Linked DNA regions of Homo sapiens: regions 2 and 3 are each linked to region 1. A link is a loop called in an ENCODE intact Hi-C map of the cell type or tissue named here. Cell type or tissue: heart right ventricle. All regions are shown on one strand. Links, peaks and the distances in the headings refer to the core of each region. The heading gives the core; the rest is flanking DNA. Region 1 overlaps TRABD2B (TraB domain containing 2B). Region 2 overlaps TRABD2B (TraB domain containing 2B). Region 3 overlaps LINC02794 (long intergenic non-protein coding RNA 2794).

Region 1 (10,425 bases), core at 1,617-9,616:
CCCAGATGTTCTGGAAGTAGCCAGGCTGTGGCCATGGAGGGGTGTGTCATCCAGAGGGGAGGAAAAGCCCATTTTCTGTCTGCTGAGCTCCTGTAGCTGGACAGGCTGAGCCTCAAGAGCCCCCCAAGATTTTCTAGTCCAGTTGCTTGTAGATGCAGGTCCTTGGGTTTCCTCTGGTACAATTAACAGAAAAATAAGTACAAGGTGGTGAATTCCTTGTTAGCTAAATTTATTCAATTTACAGGTTTATATTCTGAAATTATCTCCTTTCAACTGTGTTTGAAGTTAAAATATTCCTTACTTAAGAAAATTAAAAAGATGATGGTGGGAAGCAGATAAAAGTCTCAAAGTCCTCATTTGGCAAAATGAAAATCTGGTAATTGCATTGTTCTTCCCACTCACCTACCTTTTTTTTTTTTAAGATGAGAAAGAATTGAGCATGCTTGAAATATGAGGAAGAGAATATTCTAGGATGAGTGAGGCTGATGATACAGGAGAGAGGGGGGAAAAATGATAAGCCTGAGGTTCCAAGAAGGCAGCAAGGTGGGGACCAGAGCTTGGGTGCAGGGTTGAGGAGGACGCCTTGGGTGGAGGAAGACACCTCTTCACCTGTAACTGAAGGGAAGGAGGGAGGAGGCTGGCAGGCAAGTAATTTGGCAGCCAAAAAGGGAGCAAATTCTCAGCTGATGGCTTCTAATCAGAGCACCACTGTCTGAAGTAGAAGGTGAAGTCATCCACAGAGGAAGAGGAGAGAGAAGGGAGGATTCTTGGTTTGAAGAGGTGAGACTATTTGACATAAGAGAAATTGGCCACAAGAACTGACCAGGACAAGAAGTTAAAGATGTTTCCTCCCATGGGCCATTATGATTGATTGGTAGCACCTGCCTGGAACGTTATGGTATAAGATGATAAAGTCGCATCAGAGCCCAGCAGAGAAGAGGCCCTTATTGATTTGTGATGTCTGCTGGGGACCGAGATTAGGGCACATGCCAGCTACAAATCTGCTCTGTCTATGCTAGGAACATAGAGGATGCTGACTGCAATGAGGGCCCATGAACCTGCCAAGTCACGGGTGTAAGATTTTCTCCAGCAACACCAAGCAGCTGGGGTGTAAATGTGGATGTTGTCACCCAGGCCTGTGTGCTGATTTTATCCTAGCACCCACTGCTCAGTGATCATCCCATTGCATGTGAACTACTCCAGGACAGGGCACATACGCCTCAGAATTGCTGACACCTAGGAGATGTTCTGTGAGGACATACTGGACCAAATCACACAGAATGAAGTTCATTCCATTGAGTCAAGGTATCTCCAGGCCCAATTGTGGGGGTGGGGTCCAGTCTTATGCACTAGAAGAAAATTACAATTTTACCCTTAGTTCCAGGGAAACAGGTTTCTCAGGATATTTACTTGTTCAGCCATCCAGAAATCTTCTAGCATTCTTTTTTCCTGGACTAGAATGAGTAATGTAGGAATTAGAGGAACTGGGCTGGAGACATGAGCCGGACTCAGGGGTGGACCAGGTAACCTCTAGGGCCCATTCATTTCAAACTCTGAGAACCAGTGGTTATCACACACTCCGTCCCTAGCACGTGCTATAATCTGAGTATAATTCTAACTTCTGACATTCCAAAATCCTTGACCCTAACATGCTGTTGCTTTAAAGTTGCACAGCTCTAATATTCCAGCATGCTGTAATCAGAGCCTTCTAACATGCTAGCATTATTTGCTCCAGCCTCTCTTGGATTCCTTGGGAGGAGTATGGAGCTAAGAGCCTTCCAGGAATGGAAATCACTCTTCGCAGGACTGCTGTCACCTGCTCCACAGGGAGCAGAAGTCCAGGCAGAAGGCAGAACTTGAAGAGTTAAGAGGCAAGCAGTGTGAGCACCAGAGACAGAGAGGCTGGCTCCATTACTCAGGCACCCACACATTTGGCACATGCAGCCCCCAGGCTCATGCCAGCCTGTTTCTACCCCAGCTAGAGTGCCGCAGACCCCATAATCCAAAACACACCTGTGAAGCTGGGACACAGAAGCAGATCAGAGGTAAGCACCCAGGCTTGAGAGAAGGGAGAGATATAAGACCAACACACAGAATACCATTAACACCTTTTAAAATTCATAACGTTAGAAATTGCTCCCTAGAGAGTGGACACCATCCTGCTTGAAAAAATTCCCATATCCATCAACTTATATGGCCCTTCCACATCCTCAATTCCTCTTGGAGGGAAACAGGATGGTATTTATTATTCCATTTGGCTGGTCAGTAAATCCAAGTACAGATGGGATGTCAGAGAGTCTTAGAACTGAAGTGAAATGGTGGTCACATTGTCTAGGTCATTCTTCCTGATGACCAGGAAGTCATCCTGATCCCTAAAAAATCCATCCAGCTGTCACTTGGGCCCTCTGTTCTGCTGGGAATTCTTCTGCTGGGCCTTCCCTGATTTCCCTTCTGGGCTCCCATAGGCCTCCAGGATTTTGCTATCACAGCCTCTCTCATGCTCCCAGTCTAGGATGTCCACTCCCTGAGCACTAAGAAGGTGCGTATTACCCACTTGTTGAATGAATGAATGAATGAATGAATGAATGCACCAACCCTGAGGTCCATAAACAGAAATGCTGCCTGCTTCTACATTATCCCACAGCAAAACCCAGCCTAAAACCTACATCTTCTGCCCCCATGGTGGGAGACTGAGGGGTCCAACCACATCACATCTGCCTTTGGAAGCTGAGGCTAGATTGACAGGTGAAAAGACCTAAGGAAAGAGAGTCCCAGGTACTGCTGAGTAAACCATGCAATCACAGCTAGAGGAGGGGGAGTTTAGTGCTAAGCAGGAGCATTTGTAGGGAGGGGAGGCGGCAAGATGATTAGGTAGGGAAAAGCCAGAAAAGAAAGAAAATAGAGCAAGGTGAGAGTTACGCCAAAGACGTGAGGGTAGAAAGGGGATTCTGAGATCTTCTATGTGGCCTTCTCAGAGTCTTTCCTCCTCTGTCTGCACAGTGAGGGGCTTTAGACAGAGCTAGGTCCAAGGTCCCCTTTAGCCCCCAACATTCAGCGTTTCCACACATGTCTAACAGAGGTTTGAGTGACTGGCACTGAAAGGAGGCAGGGTAAGTTAGAGAAAGCTTCCTGGAGGAGGTGAAAACCAGTTGAAATTTCCCTGATGCAGATCCAGCTGCCTTCCAGTTTACTCATCATCTCCATAGTCCTCAGGGCAAGACCCACACCAACCTCCTTCCCCATCATGGTTCTTCACTTGGTGGCGTCAGAATGGCAGCCCTTCAGAGCTCATAGCTGGGCACAGAAGAGCGGCCATCGTCCATATAGGGCCTTTTTCACCTTGGAAACAAGAGGCAGGCCAGTCACAGTGGCTCACATTTGTAGTCCCAGCACTTTGGGAGGCTGAGGCAGGAGAATCACCTGAAGCCAGGAGTTTGAGACCAGCCTGGGCAATATCCCAAGACCCCATTTCTACAAAAATAAAAAAATTTGCCAGTCATAGTCATGGTGATGCATGCCTATAGTCCCAGATACTCAAGAGGCTAAGGTGGAAGGGTTGCTTGAGCCCAGATGTCAAGGCTGCAGTGAGCCAAGGCTGCACTCCAGCCTGGGTGACAGAGTGAGACCCTCATCTCTAAAAAAAAACAAAACAAATGAACAAACAAAAATAACAGCTGCTATCCTCTCTCACTGGCAAGCGCCCTGGTCTGCCACCCTCCCCAAGCTGGAGCTTGAGGCCACAGCATCTGAAGTGTTTCAGAATTTCCAACGGTGCTTCAAAGGGTCCTGCCACCCCACCACGCATGCATCTGGCAACTGGCATTCCTGTGAAGGGCTGCAATCCTTGGCCAGAGTCGCCGTTGCTGCTTCAGGCCAGAACATCCAGCCAGCCAGAGGAACATCCCCTCCTGGCTTGTCCCTAGCTGGAGCCAGCCCTCACCCTCCGAAACAGAGGAGAGTCTAGAAGAACAGAGTGCCCACACCCCAGGACAGATCCCAGGGCTGCTCCATCAGTGAAGGAGAATGTACAAATCTGGCAGGGAGCTCAACATTCTTCCTGGACAGTGTGAGAAAGGCAAGAAGAGAAGAAAGTGTAGATTAAAAGCATGGGCTTGGACCCAGACTGTGTGAGTTAGAAACCCTGCGTTCTCCTGATCAGAAGTCGCCTTGGGCAGATCAGTTGCTTCACTTCTCTCAGCCTGCGGCCTCCCACTCTGCAGATGAGCCTGAGATCCAGCTCACTAGCACTCAGGGCCTGGCCTTGCACAGTCATTCCGTAAATGTGAGCTCTTGTGTTGCCACCATTATTTCAGGGTCCCTGGCCCCTCAGAGCTCGAAGTCCTCTAAGAACAGGACTCCCACACAGGAGACAGTAGAGCCACTGGGGTCGAGGGGCAGAAGTGCTTGGTGGCCTCTGAGGATGCAACTGGGACGCTGTGGCAAAACCCCAAGAGCCAAATTCAGCTCCAAGTAGCACTGAGGCTCAGGAGGCGTGGGGCCCTGTCCCTGCCAACAGGGAGCTCCCAGGAGTCCTGGGGTGTTGTGATTCTAAAAAAGGAGCCTCTGGATGTTGTAAAGAGTGACTGACATGGCCATGGAGATCCCTGGCTGAGCACTGCCTCCTGCAGTTCACAGAACCCATCACAGGCTCTGTCCTGTGCTGACCTGGAATCAGCCTGCATGGCCATTGCCTGGATCTGGGCCTTGACATGGATGCACCCCGTGCCATGCCTGGGCTTGAGCCCAGCTCTGCCCCTTTCTGCCAGCGTGACACAGGGCAAGTTCTGTTAGCCTCAGCAGGGTTGCTCCTCTCGGAATTTGTAACCATCTTTGCGCTGTTCATGGCAGAGCTGAGCTGTCCAGCTGAAGACCTGGGGCACTTTCATTTCTGACGTCCTGCGTTCTAACAGCCTCCAAAGAGGAGCAGCTGGTAAAGGCTGCTAAAGCAGGCAGAATCTCTGGTTCCACCCAGACACAGCAGTTCCCCATAGGATGTCTGAATACCCCTCACAGGCCTGACAAGTGCTCTTCGACCCTCAGCTTACACACCTCCCAGGGTGGAGCACTCACTTCCTTACAGCTGGACAGTTGCCTGGGAGAGTGTTTTTTGGTCCCAGCTTGAATCTGTCCCCTTCACCATGTCCTGCAGCAATCAGAATGTCATGGAGGAGGGACACCCTCGTGTTCCAACCCTCACTATTGCCACCTCTCCTTTCACTTTATGTTACTGCAACCCAGAACTGCTGTTGGCCAGCACGTGCCACACCACCTCTCCCCTCCGTGCATTTGATCCTGCTGTGCTCTACCAGGAATGCCCTTTCTCCTCTCTTCCTCTCACTCCTCACTCATCTCCTTAGTCTGGGTCCCTCTCCTTCCACTTCAACCCCATGGCCCCTGGCACTGCATGGCTCATGCTGTCCTGTGAGTGTTTGCCTGCCCATCTCCCCCTCTCCATACCGTGACCTCCTCAGGGGAGGGGACTGTGTGTCAGCTCCTGGCACAAGGTTGGGTACAGAGGTGGTGTCATCTCAGGCCCCACTGAACTGAAAGGTCCCTAGCCCTTCCCTGGGCGGCCTGCAAAGCAGGAGAAAGGAAGCTCGGCTCTGCCAGTGTCCCTCCAGACACTCTTTGAGAGACCAGTTGTCCATCCTCCACTGGCCCTCCCATCCAGCCCTCCTGTCATACTTCCTCAGGAAAAAAAACACCGCCATAGCTTGATATCCGGCCGGCCTGTCCTGGCAGCTAGATTAGCATTTGAAAGTTTCCCTTGCATTAATTTCAGACGGAACATAAATATGGGCTTGGGATGCCTCTTCCAGGAGGAGAAAACTGGAAACCCAGCATACTCACTGGAGAGAAAACATGTGTGCTGATCGGGGGGAGCCAGTGCTGCTTTGGAGCCTTTGTGGGAACATCTGGTTCTCCCCTCCTCCCTCTGCCCAGCCCCTCAACACGGTCCTGAAACTGCCCTGTTAATTGTGTGTTATTCTTGCTGAGCACTTGCACACTCTCCTCTCCGATCTGGTGAACCTTGGAAGGGACGCATGTTTCTGACAATTTCCTGCCCCCAAATGTGAACTCAGGATCCCTTGCAGCTGCCAATACTTCAGAGTGGGTGTAGTAGGACATGCAGTAAACTGGGACATCTCTGGATTGAAGTCCAAGCTTTGCCTTTTACCAGGTGTGTGACCTTGGGCGAGTCACGTCCCCTCACTGAGCCTGTTTCCTCATCTGGAAACTGGCAACACCTCAAAGGGCCGCTGCAAGGATGAAATGAAATGACGTTTGAGAAGCATCCTGTACTCGGGAGGCCCACTAAGTATGAGCATGTGTGCAGGTCATCAAACGAAGGAATCATAGAGGTGGGAGGACCCATGAGACCGAGACCATGGGGCCCAACACCATGTGGGGAAACTGAGGCACAAAGTGAGACTGGAAACTCCCCAAGGTGACATGGTTAATTGATGAGTGGGGTGTTCTAACAGTCCTAACCCTAGGACAGCACTCGCTCTACCCTGCCTTCCCATGTCAGAGGATCAACAGGGGCTGTCAGGCTGTGCCAGGCTGATGGGAGGCGGGGTAGATCTGGCCTTGGCCTGTGCTCTGCTCACTGAGCCTTGTGCCCTGGCATAGGCTAGATTGCGCTTAGGAGAAAGGGAGTCTTTTTCTTTGCACTAAAACATCATGGGGGCTGCACCTGCTCAGAGCAGGGAACCTCTTCCTGTTTGTATATAAGTGTCCTTTATGTGGGACCCTGGCTTCTCTCAAGGTAGGCAGGCACCATCCCAGCCCCGCAATTTTTAAGATCCAGTCCACCTTTAGGCCCTTGCTTCTCCTTACTTTGCCTGTCTTCTCTTACATCTGCATCTGAATCCCACCCATCCTGGGGGAGTCCTCGATACATGACTGGATACATGAGCCCCTCCTCTCGGAAGCCTTCCCTGATGTCCTCAGTGAATTGGTCTCCACCACGCTTTTTGTCTTCATTTCTGAGTTCCCTCTCTCCTCTTTCTCCCTTCTCTCCTTACCTCTCTGTCTCTGTGTCTTTGTATCTCTTTGTCCTGTCCTTGTCTCTTTCTGTTTTTCTTGGTGTCTCTTCTTCCCTCTCTCCCTACTGTTGTCTCTGTGTCTCTTACTGCCTGTCTCTGGGCCCCTTTCTCTTTCTCTCCACATTGCCTTTCTGCTCTCCATCTGCTCCTGAAGCTCTCTTCCTCCTCCGTGCCCCTTTCTGTGAGTATCTCTCTGCTCTTCTCCCTACCTCTCTCTCTCTTTCTCCTCTCTCCCTCTCTTTGTCTGCATGGCTCTGTGTGCCGCAACCCCCCCACCCCATGGTCCTCCCTCTGTTTCCTCCTCTTCTCATCCACGAGGCCTCAGCAGATGAAATGGAACGTATCTTCCTGCAGAGAGCTGGCCAGAGAACAGCTGTCAGTGTTGGAAGGGGCTGCTGAGCCGTGGCCAGGAGACCTGGGGAGCCTGGGCAAGCCTTGCAGGCTGAGCCCCAACATCGTGGGGCCCCTTTGGAGACTTTCCATGACTTTCCCTGCAGGTTCCAGGATAGGTGTGGCACCTATTTTAGGATTTCTGACCTTGGAGGCAAGCATGGTTCCTGTCTGCCAGCTCCTGAGGACGGCATGCTCTGGGCCCTGACTCGGGCTGGTCCAAGGGCCAAATTCCTGGGATTGGTAGAATCTGGAGGAGCACCACCAAGGGGCAGGGCTGAGTTACAAGAAGAGGAGATCCATGAGCTCAGGTCTCCTGGGGATAGGATGAGATCATGGAAAGGATATGGAGTAACAGGTTTTTTCACTCATTCATTCAACACACATTCACAAAGCCACTGCCACATGCCAGACTTGAGTTTATCTCTGGGGATAAAGATGAATCAGGCATGACCCCTGCCCTCAAAAAGCTCTTAGATCCCCCTCAGGTGGGTTGGGAGCACGTTCTGACAAAGTCAGCTCTGGGGTGTGAACTAGAGAGAGCAAGGAGAGCAGTTTCTGCAGTGATTCAGGCAGAAGGTGATGGTGACCTAGGCCAGAGTCAAGCACGTTTAGGAGGTCACAGCAGGGGGCCTCTGGGAACTGATCGTATGAAGATGAGGAGCGAGGAGAATCAAGATAGGACCTATTTAGGTTGAATAGCAGAGCCTGGTTGAGACGCAAGACATTGTTGCAGAGAAGGAAGAGTTGGATTCTATAGGTTCTGAGGATGTTTAGGTGGAGATGCCCAGTAGGTCGCTGGACAAATGCATCTGGGCAAAAGTGGCAATTCCAGAGTGGTCAGCATTGTGTAGTTACCAAAACCATCAGGGTGGATGATCTGTCTGTGGGTGAGAAGAAGAGGGCCAAGGGCATGGTTCCCAGGGCTCCCACATTGACTGGGCAGGAGAAAGAGGAGCCCACCAACAGGACAGATAGGGGGCAGTGAGAGAAGTACAGAGAGAACCAGGATGGAATGGAGTCGTGAGCACTGGGGCCGTTGCAAGTGTTGCCAACCCAGCTGTGGGGTGCTGTGAAACCAAGCCCAGAGAGGGCAGGGTGGTAGAAACATGGGCTCGGGAGCGCAGGAACCGCATTACACAGTTCTGGGGCACAGGCCACATGGGAATGGCGCCTCCTGGAGTTGTGCAAGGAGTAGCCACCTGGGTGGAGGTGACCATTCTCCCTGCCCTGGCAGAGGGAAAGGAAGGTGAGTGTGGCTTAGAGAAGGAGAGAATGGGAATTGGAAGGATTATTCCTGATTGGTTTCATTTTCTCAAAGCATCTGAAGTCTTCTGTTTTGGGTCTTACAGAAAACAATAAAGGTGTGGAATGGTTGAGGTTGAGGGGATGGATAGGAACGCCGGCCAGACACGTGGACCATTGCCGCGCAGTGCTCAGGATCCAGTGGGCATCCGGTGAGGCCTGCACCATCGGCCGGGCTGAGGCCTGGGCCCTCTAAGTGTCTCCTCTACTCAGTCCCAGAAACGCTCCTCTTGGAGCAGCCGCGCAGCAGTCAGTAAATATTTGCTGCTGCTCCTGTACAGCCCGAGGCAGGGCTTTTTTTCCTGGCAGCTCTTGAAATCCTCTGGGCAAACGCGAGGACCGCTGTTGGGCTGGGAGGCCTTGTCTTTGCACAGGTCTCCAAGGAGGCAGAAAAGGAGTTGCCTTTGCTGCCAGGAGTAGAGTCCAAGAGCCGCTTGCAGAGAGTTCCTCCAGCCTGCGTGCTGGAGGCTGCCTCTTCCCGTCCCTTTCCAGCTTTATGGTGCTGTGGGGAAAGGCAAGAGTGGGGATGACCCCGCCCTGCCGGGGACTGTCTCCAGCCCATCACTCAGTACTGCACTCTGGGCTTTTCCAAGGGACATCCACTTCTTCTGCCTCATTAGGGCTTTACAGTTGCCCCAAGGAGTCGGTCAAAGAACTGTAGGCCCGTTTGACGCACAAGAAAACTGAGGCTGGTGGCAGGGAAGCCACTTGCTTAGGATCACAGGCTGCGGGGCAGAATGAGAGCCTTGGCGGGAGCCTGGATCTTTTGTCCTCAACAGCACTAGGTCAGGGCCAGAGCTCCGGAAGGGCCTGTTCATGCCTGTGCTGCCCATGCCTCTTCTGCAGTTAGCTTCCCAAATGTGCCTCATTCACCTCCTAGTCATTGCACATGCTGTTCCCCCTACTGGAACAGCCTCCCCCACTGTGCCACCCACTCCTATCCTCACCTCGATAACTCTTATCCCACCCTGCAGCTAGCAGTGCCCCCTCCAGGAAGTCTGCTTGACCCCAGGCTGGCTTAGAGGCCTCCTGTGTGCCCTCACAGCCTCCTGTGTGAACAGTTCCCTCTCCATCATACTTAGTGCCCGGATTACAGGATTCCCATTCTCAAGTCTGTGAGTGCCTGGAAAAAGACCCTGCCTCTTCATCACTACCCAGCACAAGATATGCACCTAGGCAGTGTTCATTAAATGAACGAGATGAATAGGTGGGGAAAGGAAATAAGAGAGGGAGGTATCTTTTCATAAGGGTCTCTGGAATGAAACAAAAACCTTCCCCATAGGCTCTGAGAGCCAGAAGAGCCTATAGATATTATGCATAGCAAGAAACTGAGGGCATTAGAGGGTAATATGCTTGCCTGAGGTCTCAGAGTAAGTGTGGTGGTTGCCAGACTAGAGCCCTCTGACATTCCAAGCCCAGTGACCTTTCCCAGTGATCCTCAAGTGAAACTTCAGGGAGGCAGGGTCAGCCAGCCACATGGCACATAGTCAGGCATGGTCAGCCAGGCCTAAGGTAACTCCAGATGCTCTGGCAGGGCATGGTCAGCAAGAGGGAGATCACTGGGCTGGGAGACTTCCTGAGGAGTTGTGAAACCAGCCCAGAGGTGTGCGAGGCTGGTGGGGCAAGACAGCAGCACGGTTCATTCTCTGCTCCAGCCACTATGCAGTTCTATGCTGGCTTC
Region 2 (10,425 bases), core at 1,067-9,066, 150 kb before region 1:
TCTTCCTCATCACCGTTATCCCAGGCACCCTAGCCTGGAAAGCTCTTTCCTGCATGCCACTCATCTTTCCCTAAGCTGTTTCTTCCTCCTAATTCACACCCCTCTGTCAGTCTGCCCCTCTCTGTCTCTGTCTCTGTCTCTGTCTGTCTCATGCACACACTCTTACTTTTCTGTGTATGAGATTCAGAACCCATTAAAGTCAACCTCTTATCCTCCTCCTGCCAAGAAACTATCTCAAATCCCTGCTTCCAGAAGAAATGAGTCCTCTGGTTCTCAGCCAAGACCTTCTCTCCGGCTGTGTGCACTGTCTTCACCCCACAGGTCTCAAATGTTGTGTGCTTCCTGCTGGAGTTGAACTGAATCCAGTCCAACACCATCGTTTTAGACAGGGACACATGATTCCAGTAAAAGGAAAGTGGGAGATCTCTCTTCTCCATTTCCCATTCTCAATCCCAGAGAGAAGAATTCCTCTGGGATCCCTCCAGCTGTTAGTAAGCTAAAGTCATGGAGTATGCACTATTCTCAAAGCAGAGGAGAAAGATGCATTTTCCCAGTGTCTAGTGCTTCCAAAAAGAAGACAGGTTGGAGCAGATGCCTTCTACCACTGCTTCCTACCTCCCTATCCACCACTATGTTTAGTCCAGGACTTGAGACAGAAAGGACCATAGTTTTCAGAAAAACAGATGGACAGGTGAAAAGGTTTGTAGATGGCCATACTCCAGAGACAGATAGAGCTGGGACTAAAATAACCAGTGGTGGTTTGACTCTTTAATCCTGAGTTTACTCTTGCTTGGCCTCTCTGCTCTCCTTTCCTTCACCTTCTGTGGCCTCTCTGTGCCTGCAGCGTTGAACCCCGCTCACCTGTATAACACTTAAAAGAGAGAAGGGTCCTGCTAATGGACTATACATCCCTTTCTGTTTTCTAGTCTCTTCCAGGCCTGAGTTCCCTTTGGCCTCATCTAATTTCCCTCAGGCCTTGTTCTGTGGGCCTGTGCCGGAAGTTTGGTGGCTACAATATGTAATTTAGGCCCCATTTGCGGCTGGCAAAATATATCATGAGTAGTAGAACTGGAGAATCATAATATTGTTGGAGACCACTGTGGGATTGAGGTGGGGAGCTAGGAGTTTTTTCCCATATCCTCTTGGAACAAGGAAGTCATGACAGACATGTGCACTGCCCCTGCTTCAATCCTTCACTGAGTCTGGAGCATTTGATTTATCTCCCTGGGTATCGGGGTTGGAATGTTCCCCTCTGTCCTTGGCTGCAGGTGGTATGAGCTGAAGGACAGTTTGCATCCACAGGGCAGGAGGCAGAATGATTGGCCTTAAGAGACAATACCTTCACTTAAACATTGGGTGGCCCCACCTCCATGAACCCTACTCCTTTATCAAGGATCTTGGGTCTCTTACCTGTGACAGGAAGCTTGTTTTTTTTTTTCCTAAAAATTCTGTGAATGGTAGAAAAGTAAAAGTGTCAGGGCCTGCCTCTGACTCTCTAAGTCACCCTGAACAAACCTCTTCCATTTTCTGGGCCTCAGTTTTCTCATTTGTAATAATGATGATGATGGTGGTGATGACAATGATAGTGATGATGATGGTGATGATAGTGACAGTGGTGGTGATGATGGTGATGATAGTAGTGATGATGATGGTGATGATCATGATGGTAGTAGTGATGATGGTGATGATTATGATGGTGATGGTGATGATGATGATCATGACGGTGGTGGTGATGATGATGATCATGATGGTGGTGGTGATGGTGATGATCATGATGGTGGTGGTGATGGTCATGATCATGATGGTAGTGGTGATGATGATGGTGATGGTGATGATCATGGTGGTGGTGGTGATGGTGATGATCATGGTAGTGGTGATGATGATGGTGATAATGATGATAATGATGGTGGTGGTGGTGATGGTGATGATCATGGTAGTGGTAATGATGGTGATGGTGATGATCATGCTGGTGGTGGTGGTGATGATCATGGTAGTGGTGATGATGATGGTGATAATGATGATAATGATGGTGGTGGTGGTGATGGTGATGATGATCATGGTAGTGGTGATGATGGTGATGGTGGTGATCATGATGGTGGTGGTGATGGTGATGATCATGATGGTGGTGGTGATGATGGTGATGGTGATAATTATGGTGGTGGTGATGGTGATGATCATGATGGTGATGGTAGTGATGGTGATGGTGGTGGTGGTGGTGATGATGATGATGATTCTTATTTGTTGATCAATGTGTTGTAAATGGTTTCCACATACTTATTCCATAGAACATTCCAATGTGGCAGGTACTGTTATCATACTTATTCTACAGATGAGAAAACTGAAGCATTGAATGATTAACTTGGCCAAGATCACGCAGCTCATAAGCGGAGGAAACAGAATACCTTTGACAACAAGGAGAGTGCAATAGGTTTTTTTAAGCTTCCTCCAAAATCCGAAATATAGTGGCAAACTAATTTTTAAAACTTATTATCCTTTTTATGCCTTTTCCTTTGTCTGTACAGCACTCCTCTGTAACTGAAGATACGCTTTCCTAGAAGTTCTATCCCTTCCTCAAGACTCAGCTCTTCCACAAGCCTCTCCTGACATCTCTAGGCTTGGTAGACCTCCTCATGGTCTGTCTGCCCTTTGCCCTCATACCTGCTGGGTTCTCTGTTCACCTTTCCTGTTGTTTTTCTGCTCCAGCACCCTGTGAGCTCCTAGTTGGGAGTGGGGCAAGATTTTACCCATCTCTTTCCATCTGCCCTAATGTAGGGCTGCTCTTAGGGTGGCCTGTTATTTCATCCACACTCATTGTGAGTCTATAAATGATGAAGAAGTCAATTCATGACCTCAGCCCCAAGTAAACCAATCTCTTCTCTTTGATCATTGGTCCACCAGTACATCACACCCTTTGCATTCAGCTGAGTCTGTTGCTAAGAATGGCTTTCTTGCCTGACCTCATTTGAGAGAGAGGAGAGACCTCATAGTTCCTGAGTCCCTCCTGTGTGCCAGGTGCCATTCTGGGTGCTTTCCCATATGTTCTTCTGTTTACTACGCTTAACAGCCCTGCAAGGCAGCAGCTCTTAGCTCTATTTTTACATTTGAGTCTCAGAGAAGGGAAACAGTTTGTCCAGGATTGCACAGCTAATGAGCAGCAAAATTGGAATTTGAGCATGAGTCTGCCTTCCTCTAAAGTTGAAGCTCTTTTTTTCTGTGGCTTTATTTCCTGCATCCTAAATTACAAGACATAGTGGGATATTTGGGATGCGTGGGCATGAAATATCATATAAGAGATACAGTTTAGATATCTAAATATTGGGGTTTCTAGGTCATTCTGGTGACATAAGGAACTGATGAGATATGGTATTTAAAAGTAGGACTAACCTAGAAAATTCAGGACTTTTCAGTCCCAGTTGAGATATAGTGTTTTTTTCCTGCAGTCCTATCTTACTTGCTTGTTGAAGCCTTTGCCCATTGCTTTTTTGAGTCCTCTTAAATATCCTGCAGTAGGGCAGTAATAAGTGACTGCCCTAATTTTATTACCTACTTAGTGCACTAGGACTTTCTTTATGTGAAGTTTGCTCAGTGGTCATTTCCTGAGTACCCGTGTTATTGAGGTCAGATATGTCCCCAGAAGCTCTATTTTAATGAAGCAAGAGACAAAACAGCCTGTTGCAATACAGTGACGACGGGTGCGAACACATGTGGTGTAAGGCTTAAATTTTGGGTTGGAATCTTCTGAATTTAAGTCCAGCTCCATTATTTGGCAGTTGTTTGACCTTAAGCAACTCCCTTAACCTCTCTGAGCTTTTGTTCCCTAGTCTGTCAAATGTGGATAAGGATAGTGCCTTTCTCCCAGGGATGAGGTGAAAAATAGATAAGGTACATGGTGCCTGGCAAAGAGGAAGCCCTCAGTAAATAGTAGGTGTAATTATGATTATGGTGTGCCATGCTAGAAGAGATTTACAGGGAGTAGAGACTACTTGTCTACCTGCGGGTGGGAGGCTGTGGGTGTCAGAGCAGGCTTCTTGCAGGATGCCAAAGCTGCCTCCTGAGGCATGAGTAGGAATTTTCCAGGTGGATAAAGAGAGGGCATTAGCAGGGTTGGACAGTGTTTTTCGGAGGCCCCTTTCACTGTGACTGTATCACCTGCTGCTTCCAACTCGGACTCTGCCTTGCATTTTGAGAGGAAGGGAGTAGGCTCTTTTGAGTACCATCTTGAAGGTTCTCCAGGACTCAGGAGATGCCCTGTTGGGGCTCTGATGGGAATTCCAGGTCACCAGATGCCTCCTGTTACATCTCCACTCTAAGCCCTGTGTCTGGCCTTGGATCCTCCTCCCTTGTAAATGTGGCCGATGACGAAACAGAGACATCAGTCCCATTTGTGGCTCCATCAGCTTTGGAAGCAGATCACGGGAATTTTCTGAGTCTGGGCCCCCAGCCAGAAGGCATTTATAATCAGACATGGAGCAATCATTAGAGCAGAAACAATAAATTACAACAGCACCAAGAGAACTCCCCAAAGCTGCTCACGCGAGGGGAGATCCAAGGAGCAGAATGCTAGCAGGCTCTGGGCCCGCCTGCCCCTCCCGCTGGCAGCCAAGGCCTCCTGCCTCACCACACTCAGCCTCTGCCCCCAGACGTCTGTGAGTGATGCAGCAGCACTGCCAGAAGAATGCGCCTTACCAGCTAGGACAGGGCTGTGGGCCTGACCTGTGTGCCTGCAGGGACTGTGGGAGGGGGTGTGGGAATGGGGAGGACTCCTTCACAAAGCACCTCCAGGGCCAGGCCCTGCATAGGTGTGAGGTCAGCCTAGTGTGGTGGGATGAACCAGAGACTGGGGAGTCAGGGACCTGCTGTGCAGTCTCCAAGCTGAGGGCTCACAGCAAGTCACTGACTCTCTCTCTAAGGTTCAACTTCCTTGTCTAAAATGGGAAAATAGTGCTTGCCATCTCACAGAATTATTGTAAAGATTAACATACTAAAGAGTGTCAAAAGCCTAGCACATACTAAGTGTTTAATAACATCAGCTTTTCCCCAACCCCTTCTTTCTACCCTCCAACTTGTGCTGTCCAATAAAACAACCCTTAGCCATCTGTGACTATTTAAACCTAAACTAAATTAAATTAAAAATTCAGTTTCTCAGTTGCACCAGCACATTTCAAGGGCTCAATAACCACAAACTTGTGTTGAGTGATCACTGTATTGGAAAGCACAGACACAGAACATTTCTGTTGTTGCATAAAGTTCTGTTGGACAGTGCTGTCTATCCCTCTGATTCATCTGCTATCTGGGAAAAGTTTGGTTCAGCAGATACTCACTGTGTCAAGCCCTGTAGTTACAAAGATGATTGGAGCTCTGTTCTGTCTCTCCAGGGGCACACAGTGTACCAACAGAGCAGTGTGTGCAAGAGTTTAGCCCCAGTGGAAGGGCACCTACATAGGACTAGAGGGAGTCAGAGAAGGTTCTCTGGAGGGGAATGTCTCAGCTGCTATTTATATACATCAAAGTGGAGAATGGCATTCTAGGTAGCACGGCAGAGAGGAGAGCATTCCCAAAGATATAAAGCTGAGTAACAGCAGTGTGGTTGTTTCATAGTCTCATATGTGAGACTATCAGAAACTCATTGCTGCCAAAGCACAAAGTGCAAGGTAAAGAATGACAGGAGAGGTTGGGTGTGGTAGCTCCCGCCTGTAATCCCAGCACTTTGGGAGGCTGAGGCGGGTGGATCACAAGGTCAGGAGATCGAGATCATCCTGGCTAATATGTTGAAACCCCGTCTCTACTAAAAAAATACAAAAAAAAAAATTAGCCAGGCGTGGTGGCGGGTGCCTATAGTCCCAGCTACTCAGGAGGCTGAGGCAGGAGAATGGCGTGAACTCAGGAGGCAGAGCTTGCAGTGAGCCAAGATTGCACCACTGCATGCCAGCCTGGACAACAAAGTGAGACTGCGTCTCAAAAAAAAAAAAAAAATGACAGGAGATGGGGGCTCACGGAGGGCTCTGAACGCCAAGGAGATGGGAGACTGAGTTCAATTCCTGGTCTGCTCATTGCCACTCATGTCCTTTGCCCTGTGCTAGTGCTGAATTACAAAGCTCAGACTCAAAGAGGTTTGCTGCATGACAAAGCAGATCACATGACCCAAGCTCACGTTCTGGGACCAAGAACCCCAGTATCAACTGCTGTAAGAGCCACCCGTTCTTTGAACTAGTCACTTGACAACTGTCAGTATCTATGATCCTCCTGACAGCCCTGTGAGTTAGGGATCATTAATCCCCATGTTCAGATGAGGAAGAAGTGACTTGCGCAGAGTCAACCAGCCATTAAATAGTGGGGCTGGGACTGTTACCTGTGGCTTCTCCTCTTTGAGAACCCAAGGCTCTGCCATGTTATGGCTGTTCTTGTGGATAAATTACACCCGCTTGTTCACTTGCTTCCTTAATCACAAGTTCCTTCTCCTGTTGCACGAATTTTTGCTCCTGTGCTTATCCCTTCTCTTCCCTGCATCAATTTCTCACTCTCTCCTGATCACTCAGGAGACACACATGCTATAGGATCTCCCATCTAGAAACAACTCCCTTGACTCCACATCCCTCCTCAGCTCCTGCCTTATTTCTCAGTTTCCCATTATAACTCAGCTCCTCCACGGACGTCTGTCCTCACTGCCTTCCATTGTCTTCTCAATCCAATCCTTATCACTATTTCATCCTCACTTCTGCTTTGCCACCACTTTTGTTCAATCCATTGGTCAGCCATTTGGTCCTCTCCTTGGTGCACCTTCTGTAGCTATACTCCAGGGAATCCCACCCAGCTCCATGGCCTTGAATCCATGTTGGCATTCCACTGATGCTGTTGTTTACCTCATGGATGGTCTTACATCATGTAGAGGTCTTAAAATTGGAGCAGTCTCTACCCTAAAGCTCTAGACTAGTCTCCAAGTGTTCACTCTGCAACTCTTCTTGGATGTGCACCAGGCATCTTAAATTTAACATGTTCATAAAAGAACTCTTGATTTCAGGTACTCTTCCTTCACCTCTCAAACTCCTCCTCCCCAGGACTTCATCTCAGTGAATGATTCAGGCCCAAAACCCTCCGTTAAGTCCTGTGATCAAATATCATATTCTCAGAGACATTCTCAGAGAGGTACAGCCCTGTTACTCTTTGTCCCTTTCCTCTGCTTTATTTCCCTCACAGCACTTGTTACTACTTGGATGTTGGGGTTATCTATTGCCGTGTGACAAACCACCCTAGGCTTAGTGACTTCACAGTACTTTTATTGTGCTCTTGATCCATGGGATCAGGACTTGGACAGGGAGCAGCTGGGCCATTTTGCTGTCTGTAGCATCCTGAGAGTTCACTCGGGTATTAGGCAGGCAACTGGGCTGGTGTGATGAGTTCTAGAAGCTTCCCTCTAGAAGGCAGGTATGGCTGGGAGATGGCAGCTGCGATACTTGCCCTCCCCACGTGGTGTCTCCAGAAGCATAGTTGAACTTCTCACGTGGCACCTCAGGAACCCATGCATGTATGCCAGGAGACAGGAAGTGGGAACGGCCAGTGTTACTGAGTCCTGGGCCAGAAAACAGGCACAGCATCACTTCTGCCTGATGTCTCAGTCAAAGTAGTTGCAGAACCCACCAAGATCTGAGGAGTGGGGACATAGACCCCCTGCCAAAGGTCTTCTCAGCACACGTGTCCAGATGGAGAAAACATAAGGTGGGGTATGGCTGCTGGTGGCGAAAAGAGAAAGATCTGGCTATACCTTCATGGGCCTGCATTAGAGGCTCTCTAAAGTTCTTCCTGCTCTAGAACAATCTAGGACTCCAAAGCTGAAGCAAGAATAATCAACTCACTTTTTTAAAAAAGAAGGAATCCTAAAGCCTGTACAGGACAAGTGGCCTATTCTACACATAATCATTCATTCGTTAGCTCATTCATTTATTCCTTCACCCATTTGTTCTGATCTCTTCTATGTGCCAGGAACTGTTTTAGGTGCTGGGGATAGAGCAGTCGATAATACAGAAAAGGTCTCAGCCCTCACAGAGCCCATATTCTGGTGAATGACACAGGATATATAAAGTAAGCAGATGCCCACATTCTGGAATGTCAGTGTCACAGATTGAAGGTGGCCACGGTTTTTACATTGCTCCCATCAGGAAGGGGTGGTCTTTGGGAGCACCAAGGGAGAATCAACAGCTGTGGGGTCGGGTCCCAGCTCGTCTCATAAGCTGCTGGTGAGACCCTGGGTCAGTCCCTTTTCCTTTCTGGGCCTCAGTCTGCCTGTCTGTAAAGGGAGGGACATGAGCATGTTCTAACCACAGAGAGCCCTGGAGGTGAAGGCCACTGGGAGGGAGAGAGGAGTTGTGTGATTCACAGGCTTGAGATGTTCTTTCTCGGGATAAGGGATCCTTGAAGAGGAGACCAGAGGATGAAGGCAAAATTAGTCTCCACCTGTTTGTTGCCAACTATAAGCCAAAGTATGTGTGTGTCTCCTGTCACACAGCCAGTTCTGAGGCTCCTGCTGTCCTTTGAAGCCTCTGCAGGGCAGTAGCAGGGAGGAGGGCAGGCAGAGCAGGCCTGGTTTACTATCGCGGACTCGTAGCTCCTCTCTCCCCACTTCCTAAGCCACCAGGGGCCTTGTTCTGCTCCAGGATGTGGCGCTGAGGAGTAGCTGGAGTCAGCCAAGAGCTCAGCGCTATCCTCAGGGATCCAGATCCAGATGCCCAGAGAAACCCCAACACCCCTCAGGAAGAGGCTGTGCACTCTGCTTTCGCCTGCCTTAATCTCTAGGGCTAAAGCTTTGTCAAAGCCAAGATTTCCCTCATAAATCACCTGGCCTCCTGGTCTTTCTCTTCTCTGGCATCTCCTATCAGACACTGAAAGGCATCTGGGAAATTGGACCCTAAACCTTGGCGCACCATGGCTCAGGATCTGCCTTTTGGCAGGGAGAAGGGGAAGGGTGTGCTGTTCCCCACAGCCTCCACTCCAGAACTGGGCACCTCCCTGGCTGGGCCTGGGGAGCCAAAGACGAGGGAGAGTTGGTCTCACAGTGTATCACAGTAGAATTGGTATGTATGTGGAGCAGGGAGGTGGGAGAAGTAGGGAGCCAGGTATGCACGTAACCACCTCTTTTCATACCAGAGCAGGGCATTGGGGGGCTGGGCAAGGGCATTTGGCTCAGGACATGGAGCTAGAGACAGTTAGATGTTTCTGACAGGCCCATTTGGCTAAAGAGGAGCTGGGCAGGGAAAGCCTGGAGGTGAAGAGGGAGATGAGGATGTTGCTGGAGTTGTCCACACCAGGTTTAGTGTGCATTGCCCATCGTTACAGCATTCCTCCAGTGCTAACCCTGCCCAGCAAATGCGCATGAGCACCCACTCTGCCAGGTCCCGAGCTGGGTTCTGAGCATGCAAAGTGAAGGCCGACCCCTGGGAGTGCAGTCTAGCCAGATGAGGGCAGTTTTGTGGATCAGAAGGCAGAGATTGGTAGGTGCTAGGACACTGGGTCCTTCAGTGGGATTTGAGAGCACAGGATGAGGGAGATGACACTTTTATGCACATCCAGCAAGTGCTGATGCAATGTCTGCCCTCTGCCAGGCTCTGAGAATGAAATGGGGAGCAAGGAAGAAGTATTCTTGCTCTGGAGCTTAACAGTTCAGAGAGAGGACTGATAAACACCCAGGCAATCACAGTCCTCTTAAGTAAAGACTATGACCAGGGGATGGCACAGAGCAGGGACTCTAAAATAGCAGGGGATTCAAGGAAACATCCAGAGGACCAGGGAGAGGCAAAGGAGGCATCTAGGACTCAAAATTTAAGGAGGCTCTCTCTCTTCAAGTCACACAAGTGCAGGGTTGGCACATGAGACTCAGGACCTCTGTAAATTCTGTGCTCCAGGTGCCTTGCTTGCCTCATCCTAGTCCCAGTTCTGCAGGAAAAATGTATGTCTAAATTAACATCTAGGCTGAGACATAAAGGCTGGGTAGGAATTAGATAGAGGGGGCTTTACGAGAAGAGTATTGCAGATAAAGGGAACAGCATGTGTAAAGGCCTTGAGGCAAGAAGCATCTGTGCCCAGAGACCTGCAAATTGTCTAATCTAGGGTCAAAATGCAAGGCTGAGAGGTAGATAGTCTTGTAAGTTATGTTAAAGCAGTTAGGGTTTTACCTGGGAGATCAATTCCAACAGGGGATCTAGTCATGAACTTTCAGAGGACATGATGTTTAGGCTGGGCCTTGAAGGATGACCAGAATCCAGACATGTGAAAATGAGGGATGTGAGCCTGAAAGAGCTCAGAGTGAGGGCCTGAGGGACCCTTCAGTCCTGCATTCATCAATCTTACTGAGCATGGGCTATGTACTAGTACACTTAGGTACCACAGTAACTGATGATGTTTGCAGATTGACTTTTTGCTAGAGGATTGGACTGG
Region 3 (10,425 bases), core at 1,446-9,445, 280 kb before region 1:
CGATCCCGTGAGGTCAATAACCTCATCCCACTTTTACAGAAGGGGAAGGCAGGGCTTCAAGTCACATGCATCTGTCCACTCTAAGTCCAGCGCCACTCCTCAAGCACACACACTCCGGATAATGAGCTCTTGGACAATGGCGAGTGTACAAACAGAACCTGTACTTCTGCCCTGGGTGGGAGTCTAGACCAGCTGCTCTTTGAGTCTGATCTAACTTTGAGATGGTAAAATTCTGCAAGTCAGTGGCAGGACTGGCTGCCTCATGGGGCTGACAGGCTGAGCTGTGGGTGGTCAGGAATGTTTCAGGACTTCCTGTGCCCAGTGTTCCAAGTCGGAGTGTCTAGATTAATGATCCATCTCCAAGCAGACCAAGCCGAGGCCCTGACGCCAAGTGTGGGGCATTGATTAGACTTTACACTCTGAGCTTGCTTTCATCTTAAGCCCTCCATGTGGGCTGGGCCCTAATAATTAACATTCTCTGAGCCCCACAATATGAGTGAGCTGGAAGAAGAGAGTGCAAGTCTCTGAGAAGGACCCCATTGGTGGTGGGAGTAGAGCCCCCAAAGCCTCAGCATGGCCACTTGGCAGATGACCACATCTACCCAGCCAACACTCCCACCCTGCCTGGAGTTTGTCCAATGAGTGATTTTGGTCTCACCTTTGAGCTTCACAACATTTCTATGGGGAAATAGCACTAGGATTATTATCCTCACTGTAGAGATGGGGAAACTGAGGTCCAGAGGAGGGCAGGGGATCACCCAACGGCAGAGAGATCCGGATCAGAACTCAAGTCTCCTGCTTCCCTCTCTGGCATCTTTCCAGGGCAAGAGGCTGTCTCTTTCAGGGATGTTAGACCCTCTTGGCATCTTGAGGAAAGAGAAGGTAGAAGTGTGATAAGATATTTTATTTCACAAGAGAAATCATTGCAGAAGGGCCCTTTTATTTGTTCACACACTATTTCAACAAATACTGAACACCCAGTATGCTCCAGCTGCTGTGCAAAGTGCTGGGAGTGGCAAAAAAATAGTCCCTGGCATCAAGAAGCTTATAATCAGGGAGGAGGGGGAGATGGGTGGTGTGGCAGGAGAGAGATAGGTATGCAAATAGTGAGGTCAATGAGGTGTCATGGTGCTTTAAGTAGTAAGTATATTGAGCATATTTAATAGTAAATACATTTAATAGTATAGCACACTTTTGGCTGCAGGTAGGGTTTGAGTAAGAAAGCATGGGAGATGAGGCTGGAGAAATATGCAAGGAACAGGACACTGAGGCCTCCTAAGCTGGGGCAAGGGGACTTAATTTACCCTGAAGGATTCAAGCAAGAAGGCAGCAGGGTCAGAGCTGCTTTTTAGGATGTCCCCTCCTCTGCTGTGTTGAAGATGTCTTTGGGGAAATGAAGAAGACACTATCTGGGAGGCAAAAGATGGTAGTAGCCTGCTTTGATCAGGTTTTAGCCACAAAGGACACCAAAAACTTTTATCTAGTCTAGAGAAGCCTCTGTGTGGGGTATTTCCTTATTATAAAAAAGTATGTCCTATGGTTGCCAACTTATGCCAAGGTCCCTGGATCTGACCCATTCCACACTCCTCTGATCTAAGAAGAAGCCACAGCATTCTTTTCTCTCTTCACATTATAGAATTCTCCATACCAGTCTACCCACTTCTGCAGGTTCACACTCTCCCGTAGTGGGTTCCCCACTGTCACCAACACATGGCAGCAAAGCACCACACCTTTACAATCCTCTTCTTTGACCTTAGATGACTCCACGTTATGTGGCCTTCCCCTTTCATTCAACATCAGGTATAGATTAATTGAGCATCTACTATGTGCAGACATTTCTAGGCTTTGTGGATGTGGCCTCTACCCTCACAGCCATGGGCCCCTGTGGTTAAAACCCAAACCCCTCAGCCCAGCATTTCAGGGTCTTCTTAGATAAAGCCCAGCTGACCCCATATTCTCCTTTCCCCCTCCAGCACTCTGTACTTGTCACATTTTTTATTCTCTAAATACACTATACTATTTTTTCAAAATTATAGCATTATTAAAATGCTAATATACACACTCTAATTCAAACAATACCAAAGGTAGAAAATAGAAAGTAAAATTTGTCCTATACCTCCTTGCAGCCACTACCCTGTAAATCCCAGTCCCCAGGGATGAACTCTGTTAACATTTGGATAAATATCTTCTCAGATTCTTTAAAAAACTTTCCCTGCCCTCACACACCACCTTTTGCAGACAACTATTTGTCCTTCAAGAATAACGACACTGCCATATTCTCTCCTCTGAGAAGTTGTATGTGTTCCCACAGAGACACAATGCTCACATCTGACATAGCACCTGCCACTCTCTATTAAAATAATCGGTGCACACATCATGCCTCCATCAGGTTGAGTGTGAGACTGTGACCTGAGATCATCATCTCTGTGATGATCACAGAGCTGCTGCAGTCGTGGTCATTATTCACTGTGCCTAGCATGTAGTAGGCCCTCAATAAGTATCTATAGGATACATAGGTGGGTGGATGGATGGATGGATGGATGAGTGGATGAGTGGATGGAGGGAGGGATGGATGGATGGATGGATGGATGGATAGATGGATGGATGGATGGATGAGTGGATGAGTGGATGGAGGGAGGGATGGATGGATGGATGGATAGATGGATGGATGGATAGATGGATGGATGGATGGAGAGACGGGCTGACGGATGGACGGATTGATGGACAGACAGCAGGCACATCTGTGGGATGCTCCACAGGACACAGGTACGGTGACAGTACTGGCACTAAGGAGTGGAAAGGACCTCAGCTAAGCGTAAAGGACCTGGATCCTGTCCTGGTTTTGCCTTCTACTTGCTATGTAGCCTTGTATAAATGCCTCACCCTCTCTAAGACTCTATGTCCCTACCTGAAACTGAATAGCGGAGCTGCGGAGTTTCCCAGGACCCTCCCCAGCAGATGCTCCAGAATGCTCAGCTGGCCCTGGCCCAGCACCCTCACTTTACACCTCTGTAATTACCCACCTGCATGCCTTTATTATAGAGATTGGGGTGGGGTGAGGGCTTGTTAAATAAAGGGCAAAAGGAAATTGCTGGCTTGCCTAAATGACATTGTTGGCATTAACTAGATTAACTTCTGAAGTGAAAAGCCCACAAAAGCAAAACCAAAACAGAGAAGGGGCCATGGCTTCTGCTGGGGGCTTTGTGGTCCCCTGCTCAGCCTGCCTGACCTCCAACCCTAGCTCCCGATCTGTCTTCATGAGGGAGGTCACAGAAGCTACTTTCCTGCCTTCACACATGACTTCATCTCAGCAGTCCCAGGAACATAGTCCTGGGCACTGAGCTCCAGGCCAGGACTGGGGGGCTCCTCGTGGAGCCTCCAGACTGTAAGAGGGATGGGCAGGTAAATAGATACACACAGAGTAGTGGAAAGTAGTGACTATTGGAGCCAGACTTTGCACTGAAGCCTTTCCAGCTCCAAATCTGTGTTCTTTTCCCACACATCTCTCCCATCCAGACCCTTGTCCTTGCCCATCAGATGTTCCTGAGCTGAATGATGAGCTGCTCTCCAGACAGAGCTTCTAGGAAAGGCATTCCAGGCAGAGGCAAGAGGAAGAGGAAGACACAGGAACATGAAAGAGGATGGCACGTTCAGGCAGTCAGGGACAGTGCCACCTGGCACTGGAGCATAGAGGGAAGAATAGCACCTTTCCATTTGGTGTCCCTCCTGGTCATGCCTCTCAAGATGAAGGATACAAACTCTGCAGTAGCCTAGGCAGGGAACTGAAATGCCACATCTCCACACCATGCCAGAGGTGCCAACGTGTGAGAGCATCCATCAGGCAGCAGAGGGAGGGAGTTGCTGCCAGACCCATGGTTAATGCGGGCTGGTATCAAGACGCAAAACAGAGGCAGGAGACTGTGACAGACTCTGACCAATGCAGTTTCTCAGTTTGCAATGTTTATAATCATCAGAAGAGGCAAGGAGATACTGAGGGCGATGGACCCAGCCCTGCTCAATGGTTCCAGATGCTTCAACAGGTAGGATAGGATGGAGCCTTGACATCTGGCTAACTGTCCAGTCTCACAGAGAAAGGCCATCCTTGTAAAAATCCCAAAGTACATAAGAAAAATTCTTCTCCCCAGATGAACCAGAGATCTTCTCTTCCTCACTACAAAGGGTCAGCTAAGTCAAACTTAAGAGGAGAGAAAATGAAGGAAGGAACAGCATCTGTGCCTGGCTTAAGTCTGTGTCTCTGTAATAATCAGACACTTTACATATACTTTCTCATTTCATTCTCTGAAGAGTCTAGAGAGAGGTATTATTTTCTCCATTTGGTTGACAAATAAGCTGAGGCTTAGGGAGGCTTGCCCAAGTCCTCACAGCTAGTGACTATCAGAGCTGGACTTTGCAACAAGGCCTTTCCAGCTCCAAATCTGTGTTCTCTCCCTATACATCTCCAGACCCTTGTCTTTGCCCACAAGAAGCTTACAGTCTAATTTCACTGCAGATCCGGTGATATTTCATCAGCTTGCTAACCTGGGATTAAAAGTCATGAATCCTGTAATTCTTCTGAGCTGCTGGACACCAGAACTGCCAAACGACAGCCCAAGGAGTATTTGAAACACAACTTATGTGACTAGCTCCTCTTGCCAGGTACATTTGTGATACCCTACGTCTGAGGAATGACCACCTAAATAACAGAATTTCAGGCACAGGACAGAGAATATATTCTTAGGTAGGAAGCCATTCCAGCACTTGTCAAGCCTCTTCCACCTGCATATGAGCCCACACTTGGGCCTGAAGGCCACCAACACTCTCCTGAGTCAGGCCTGGTCAGGTTCACTAGATGCCAGACTAGGTCACTGGGTATTAATCATTGCCAAGGGAGCCGTTAAACTGAAAGCCAGTTCATTAAAGATTAAGCTTCATCTCCATAGCCCTCCAGGAAAGGGAGTTTTGGGTAGGGAGCCAGGCCCTATTCCAGGAGGTCACCTACTGTGAACAGGAGGCATCAGGAGCATCTGAGTAGAGACAATGTTTGAGAGAACTCTGGGGGCTCCTGAACCTTTGTCCTGTGTCTGTATCCATGACTGCTACTTCAGGTGGGTCTTCAAGAGAACTAGCTATAAACTCTGAAGTGGAGAAGGACCTGCAATGTCAGGTTGTCTACAGGGAATGAAGGGTTAGGAGGCCAGTCTCCCTGGAAAGCATATGGTAAGGAGTCAGAAGGCCTGGATTCTGGTCCTGACTCCATTCTCCATCTGCTGGGGGCCTTGCACAGGGCAGTTCCCCACTCTGAGCTCCTGTTTTTTCCTTTGATGAATGGAGAAAACATTTGATAAGTGGATTTGTAGTGATGCTTTAGCATGGGTTGCCCTGCGAATGATCTATACATGTTTGCCTTCCTCAGTCTATATTAGCTCTGCACCCCCAGGCTGTCTGGCCCAAGTTTCACTTCCTGTTCACAATCTCTGTGGCCAAGGAAAGTTGGCAGTAAATCTCAAATTCACCATGAGCCCTGAATTGCAGAGATCAGATCTCTCTTCCTGGCTCCCCACACTGGACAGATTGCATCTGCCTACTGGCCTAAGAAAACTCTGGAGGAAACTCCTGTGAGCTCACTAAACCTCAAGAGTAAGAATTCCCCATTTGGTCAATTCTTGGTACTTACATTTAGATTATCCCATCCCAATGGAATCTGTTAAGCCAAAGTTTTGCAAATTCTGCAAAGATACAAGACCTTCACAATTTTGATCCAGTACTAAAGCAATGATACAATATGTACTGAGCCAATCAATAAATGGATACAGAATCATCTCATCTCTTATACAAGGTGCCATGGTGATTTCAGGGCTCCAGTGGTGGCCCCCCAAATGGAAATGGCACTATATGCATCCTGGTTTGCAATCAGTGATTTCTGTTAATGTAAGATGTCTGAAGATAATAGTGGTAAACATGATAGATTTTTAAATAGTAGGGTAATAAGGTGAGGGAGACTTTTGGGGCTGTTGACAAAAGCTCTCCTTGCTTTTTCTGCTGCTCTTTAACCAGGCTCTTTATGAAATGAATCTAATCACCTTTCTGTCTGTAGGTGGCAGCACTGGCCCCTTTCACTCTCCAAGGGGGACCTTGATTGTCATTTAGAACAAGTGCTCCTCTCAAGAGCAAATTACAGGACAATGCGAGGATAGAATAAGATAAACTAGCTTCAGAACAAATGTTCTCACACAGTTAAGATGGGATGCATCTGGTGAACTCACAAAACTTCTAAAGCCTCACTCCGCTTACAGAATAGCCCCTTCCAGATTCTAGTAAGAATACAGATCACCAAAAATGTTTTAAGGGACCATTGCAAAGATGAAAGTTGAGGAAGACTCCCCAGAAGCCCATAGGGTCCACAGAACCCAGCTTGAAAACCCTTGAGCAGGGGAACAGCAGACCAACCACCCGAAGACGACACAATTCTCTCCCCAGCCTGTTCTATAACAACCTGGAGTGTCTCACCTTGGGGTCTATTCTCTCAGATATTGCCCAAAACTTACATATGTTGAGTGCTCACTCTGTGCCAGGCATATTGCTAAGCTGGTTACATGCATGTGTCAATTACACCTCATGACAGGTACTTCCACCATCCCATTTTACCAAGAGGAATCAGTGGATCTGAAAGGTTAACTTCCCAGAATATCCAACCATCACCTTGCACAAATGGGAAAACTGAAGAGAGCAGAAGACTGTTGCTCAGTGTCACATGACAAATCAGTGACAGGGCTAGGACGCTGATTTCTGCTGTCCACGGTGAACACCTTAGAATGAAGGGTTTACGGGAACCGTATGATGATGCAGGACTGGGGCCATTGAAATGGGAAGAGGAGGACAGGAATGAGGCTCTAGGCTCAGGACACACCCAATATCTCCTATCAATAGTTTACCCCACCCTCAAAGAAAGTCCTGGGGAAGGAGTCAGGAACGCCCCTTGAATCTAGTGCCAGCTTTGCCCTGAACAACCTGAACAAGCTGTGTGGCCTCAGGCAAGTCCTTTCACCTTTCTGCGCATCTACACCCTCCCCAAAGCAGTGGTGAGTATCTAATGAGACACTGGTAGGAAAAAAGCTTTTAAAAGTATGAAAGCTCCCTTGAAGCTATTATTATTAATTATTATTATTATTACCATCATCATCTTTCATGGTTATTAATGACCTGTTACCTGCTAGGGATCTGTCATCTAGGAATTTCTTTAAGCCCTTCTTGAACCTGTTTATATTCACAGTCAGCAGCACCTCCCTTGCTTTTGATCCCCAGTCTCTAGCCCAGGTTGCTACAGGCAAGATCACTGGCCTATAGGCCTGTGTTTGAACAACTGTTCTCAGTCTTTTTTGTGGGTTGCATCATGGCCAATTGATACAGTGCAATGCAGCCTCATTTCCTCCTGCCAAACCCCATTTGTATGCCCAGGTCTGTGTTAGGGATCTCAGAAAGAAAGAGAGAAAGATACAGGCTTTGACTTCTCAACCTGCCCCTTCCCCGGGCCCAGAAGCCCAGGGTAAGGTGGGGATATAAGACTCCCTCTTAACCACCTATGCCAGGGCTGAGAAGAGCATCCAGACCTCACAGCCCCAGAGAACACCAAGGACCAGGGCCCCACCTATTCTCAAAGTCTGTTTTCCTCTTCATACCAGGGACAAAGGACCAGGAGCCCTTTCCTGAAGACACTGTACAAGCCAAACATAAACTAAGCTCAACCAACTTCGACACCTACTCTGCTCTGGGCTGTGCAGATTTCAAGTTGATTAGACACTGTCAGGCCCCTGCCTTTAAGAAGTTCATTGTCTGATAGGCGAGACCAAGGCATTAACAGCCATCTTGCAGAGCAAGGTTAGCTAAAGGCTTGAACAGAGGATTCATGAAAAGCAGAGTTAGGGAAGGGCCTAATTAGCCCTGCCTGGGACAATCTGGAAAGGATTAATAAAGAAGGGACATTTGAATCAGGTGCTAAAGGATGGGTAGGAGTTTGCTAGGCAGAGAAGGTGGTGAGCAGAAGAGAAGAATTTCTAGAGCAGGTAGAGCATGAACCAGTATTGATGGCCACATGGTTTTCAGGGAATAGGGATGGACTGGTCAGAGGACAGAGGGGCCCACCTGGGGTTTACTAGCAGGTGAGAACTGCTGGGTGCACGGTTCTACCTGTCACAGAAACTGACAAAAGCCCTCATTTCCTGCTGTTCAGAAAGGAGCCCTGTGGACAATTGAAGTTAAAGCCCCATAGAAGAACTCTCTGACTTCCCCTAGGCAAGTCCTTTAGATCTCTCAGGTTGTGGAGAACCCAGAAGAGCATGGGCATTAAGGTATTTTCATCCTCAGTCCTGCGTTGACTGTTCACCAACAGCATGGGTCTCAGTGTCCCAGCTGAGAAGGGCTACTCAGACATATCGCATCCCTTCCCTTAAGTACTTCTTCATTGTAGGCGACAAGCCAGAAAAAGACCCTTTCCTCATGAATCAGGAGCAGGGGCTGGGAGTGGAGCCCAGGCCTCCTGGCCCCTCCCCTCCCTTCTGCTCATGTAATGGGGTAAATCCCACCTGACGCACTGGAGGAGAGCTCCAGACAAATTCAAGGTGATTGTAACAGTAGCATTTGCAGGCAAATTATACTCCATGAGCTAATTAGGAAAGGATTGGGGCCCTCAGCGTTAATTAATATCTAGTCCCTAACAACTTAATCCTCGGTAAAATCATAGCAGGGATCTCACCCGAATGCTGAAATTCTTTCCTCCAACAAATCACCTATATAAATACATATATTTTAATAGCAGCAATTATAAAGTTCTCTGCCAGCTTATGGGGCTGTTTAACATTCCTGGATTGAGGCCACAGTTTGTTCCCCGGTCTCCCCCCTCCCCACAACCAAGGCCTAATGAATAGTAACTCTTTTGTGGCTCTGCGTTCCATTTAACCAATATCTCCTGCCCAATGGGTCTTCACAGGGAGTTAATAAGCAGCCTGGGAGGACTGCCTGAGGAGGTCCACAAACCTAATCGTTAACTACAAGGCCTAATCAACGTCTGCTTCCCACCCAGAGTCCCCCACAGCTACACAGCCCTGGTCCTCCCAGTAATGGATGGAAAATCGGCAATTTCCTGACAGTTAGCAACCAATTTTCCACCAATTAGGAGAGAGATGGTGGTCTCTGGAGGAAACAAGATGGCTCCTCTGCAAGGAGCTGGTACCAGAAGACAGATGATCCTAGAAGCACCAGGGAACCAAAACCTGTTGGGGTGGGGGGAGGTTGCCGGATCCCTCTCCTGCCTGTTTCTCCCTCCCCTAGGTCTACCTTGGCTTGTATCAGTGGGAGGAAACTTCCAGGGACAGAAACTGCCCTGGAAATTCCACAGGAGCTCTTCTCACTCAGACACCCCATTACACAATAAACTTACCCCTTCCTTCTCTCCTCCAAGGCCAGCCTGACACAGGCTTCTCCTGCTGGGTCTCTCCTCAGTGCCCAGGACTGCCCAAGAAATACCTCCAAGGCCGCTGGTGTGGTGGCTTAATTAGAGCATAAGCTCTGAGTTGGACAGTTGTGCCTTGAAGTTTTCTTTCTCTCCAGTTGTGTGTGACCTTTGGCATAGCACCTAACTTCTCTGGGCCTCAGTTTCCTCATTTGTAAAATAGGGATAGTAAAGCATCTACCTGATAGGATAGTTTACAAGGATTAAACAAAACAGTGTGGATAAAGTACTTTATATCACACATCATAAGACTCAATAAATAGGCATAAGTATTCTTCTTACTATTGTTTTCATAATGAATATTATTAATTAATATAACCACATGTGTGCCAGGCATGGTGCTAAGCTCTATGAGAGCCAATATCTTAGACAATTCTCTGGCTCATTTGCCCCTATTATCTCCCATTTAGATTACTATGATGGTCATCTCCCATCTGGCCTCACACCCCTCCAGTTCATCCCACACCAGATCTTTCTTTATTTATTTTAGAGATGGGGTCTCACTGTATTGCCCAGGCTGGGGTGTGGTGGCACAAGCATAGCTCACTGAAACCTCAAATTCCTGGGCTCAAGTGATCCTCCCACCCCCGCCTTCTGAGTAGCTGAGACTACAGGCACAAGCCATCACACCTGGCTGATTTTTAAATTTTTTGTAGAGACAGAGTCTCACGGTGTTACCCAGGCTGGTCTCAAAACTACTGGGCTCAAGCAATCCTCCTGGCCTCGATCTCTCAAAATTATGGAATTACAGGTGTGAGCCCCTACACTTGGCCCAAAGATCTTTCTGAAATACAGATCTGACTATGCCATGTCACTCCTGGATTAAGACCCTTCCATGGGTTTTGCCCTCGAAGAACAGGACATGCTCCTTTCCTGTGGTTCACACGCCCTGAGCCATGTGCTCCCTGCAAACGCCCCAG

The links. A loop is a pair of places that touch in the nucleus more often than their neighbours do. Peaks named below come from ENCODE experiments on the same cell type or tissue, not always from the same donor. Only the 100,000 strongest peaks of a DNase experiment are listed, where the experiment ranks them.
Region 2: it touches region 1 in a loop (2.3-fold over the local background); 12 of 110 quality-filtered maps call a loop at or near these places.
Region 3: a loop joins it to region 1, with 4 times the contacts of the local background. A loop is called at or near these places in 6 of 110 quality-filtered maps.

Annotation. Positions count from the first base shown.
Region 1 is chr1:47,779,936-47,790,360 of GRCh38, reverse strand. The region is part of intron 4 of TRABD2B (TraB domain containing 2B); the gene reads left to right. Among named protein-coding and RNA genes, the nearest start is that of LINC01738, 97 kb to the right of the region's middle. RefSeq lists an enhancer at 3,942-4,442. In heart right ventricle, for the core only: a CTCF peak has its summit at 4,623 (motif pointing left); DNase peaks (open chromatin) are centred at 4,594 and 7,640; H3K27ac peaks cover 483 bases.
Region 2 is chr1:47,928,656-47,939,080 of GRCh38, reverse strand. The region is part of intron 2 of TRABD2B (TraB domain containing 2B); the gene reads left to right. Among named protein-coding and RNA genes, the nearest start is that of TRABD2B, 64 kb to the left of the region's middle. RefSeq lists enhancers at 4,674-5,189, 7,800-7,969. In heart right ventricle, for the core only: no CTCF peak of the experiment used is centred there; a DNase peak (open chromatin) is centred at 4,410; H3K27ac peaks cover 1,589 bases.
Region 3 is chr1:48,057,039-48,067,463 of GRCh38, reverse strand. The region is part of intron 4 of LINC02794 (long intergenic non-protein coding RNA 2794); the gene reads right to left. Among named protein-coding and RNA genes, the nearest start is that of LINC02794, 12 kb to the right of the region's middle. RefSeq lists an enhancer at 5,879-6,423. In heart right ventricle, for the core only: a CTCF peak has its summit at 6,096 (motif pointing right); a DNase peak (open chromatin) is centred at 6,098; H3K27me3 peaks cover 3,024 bases.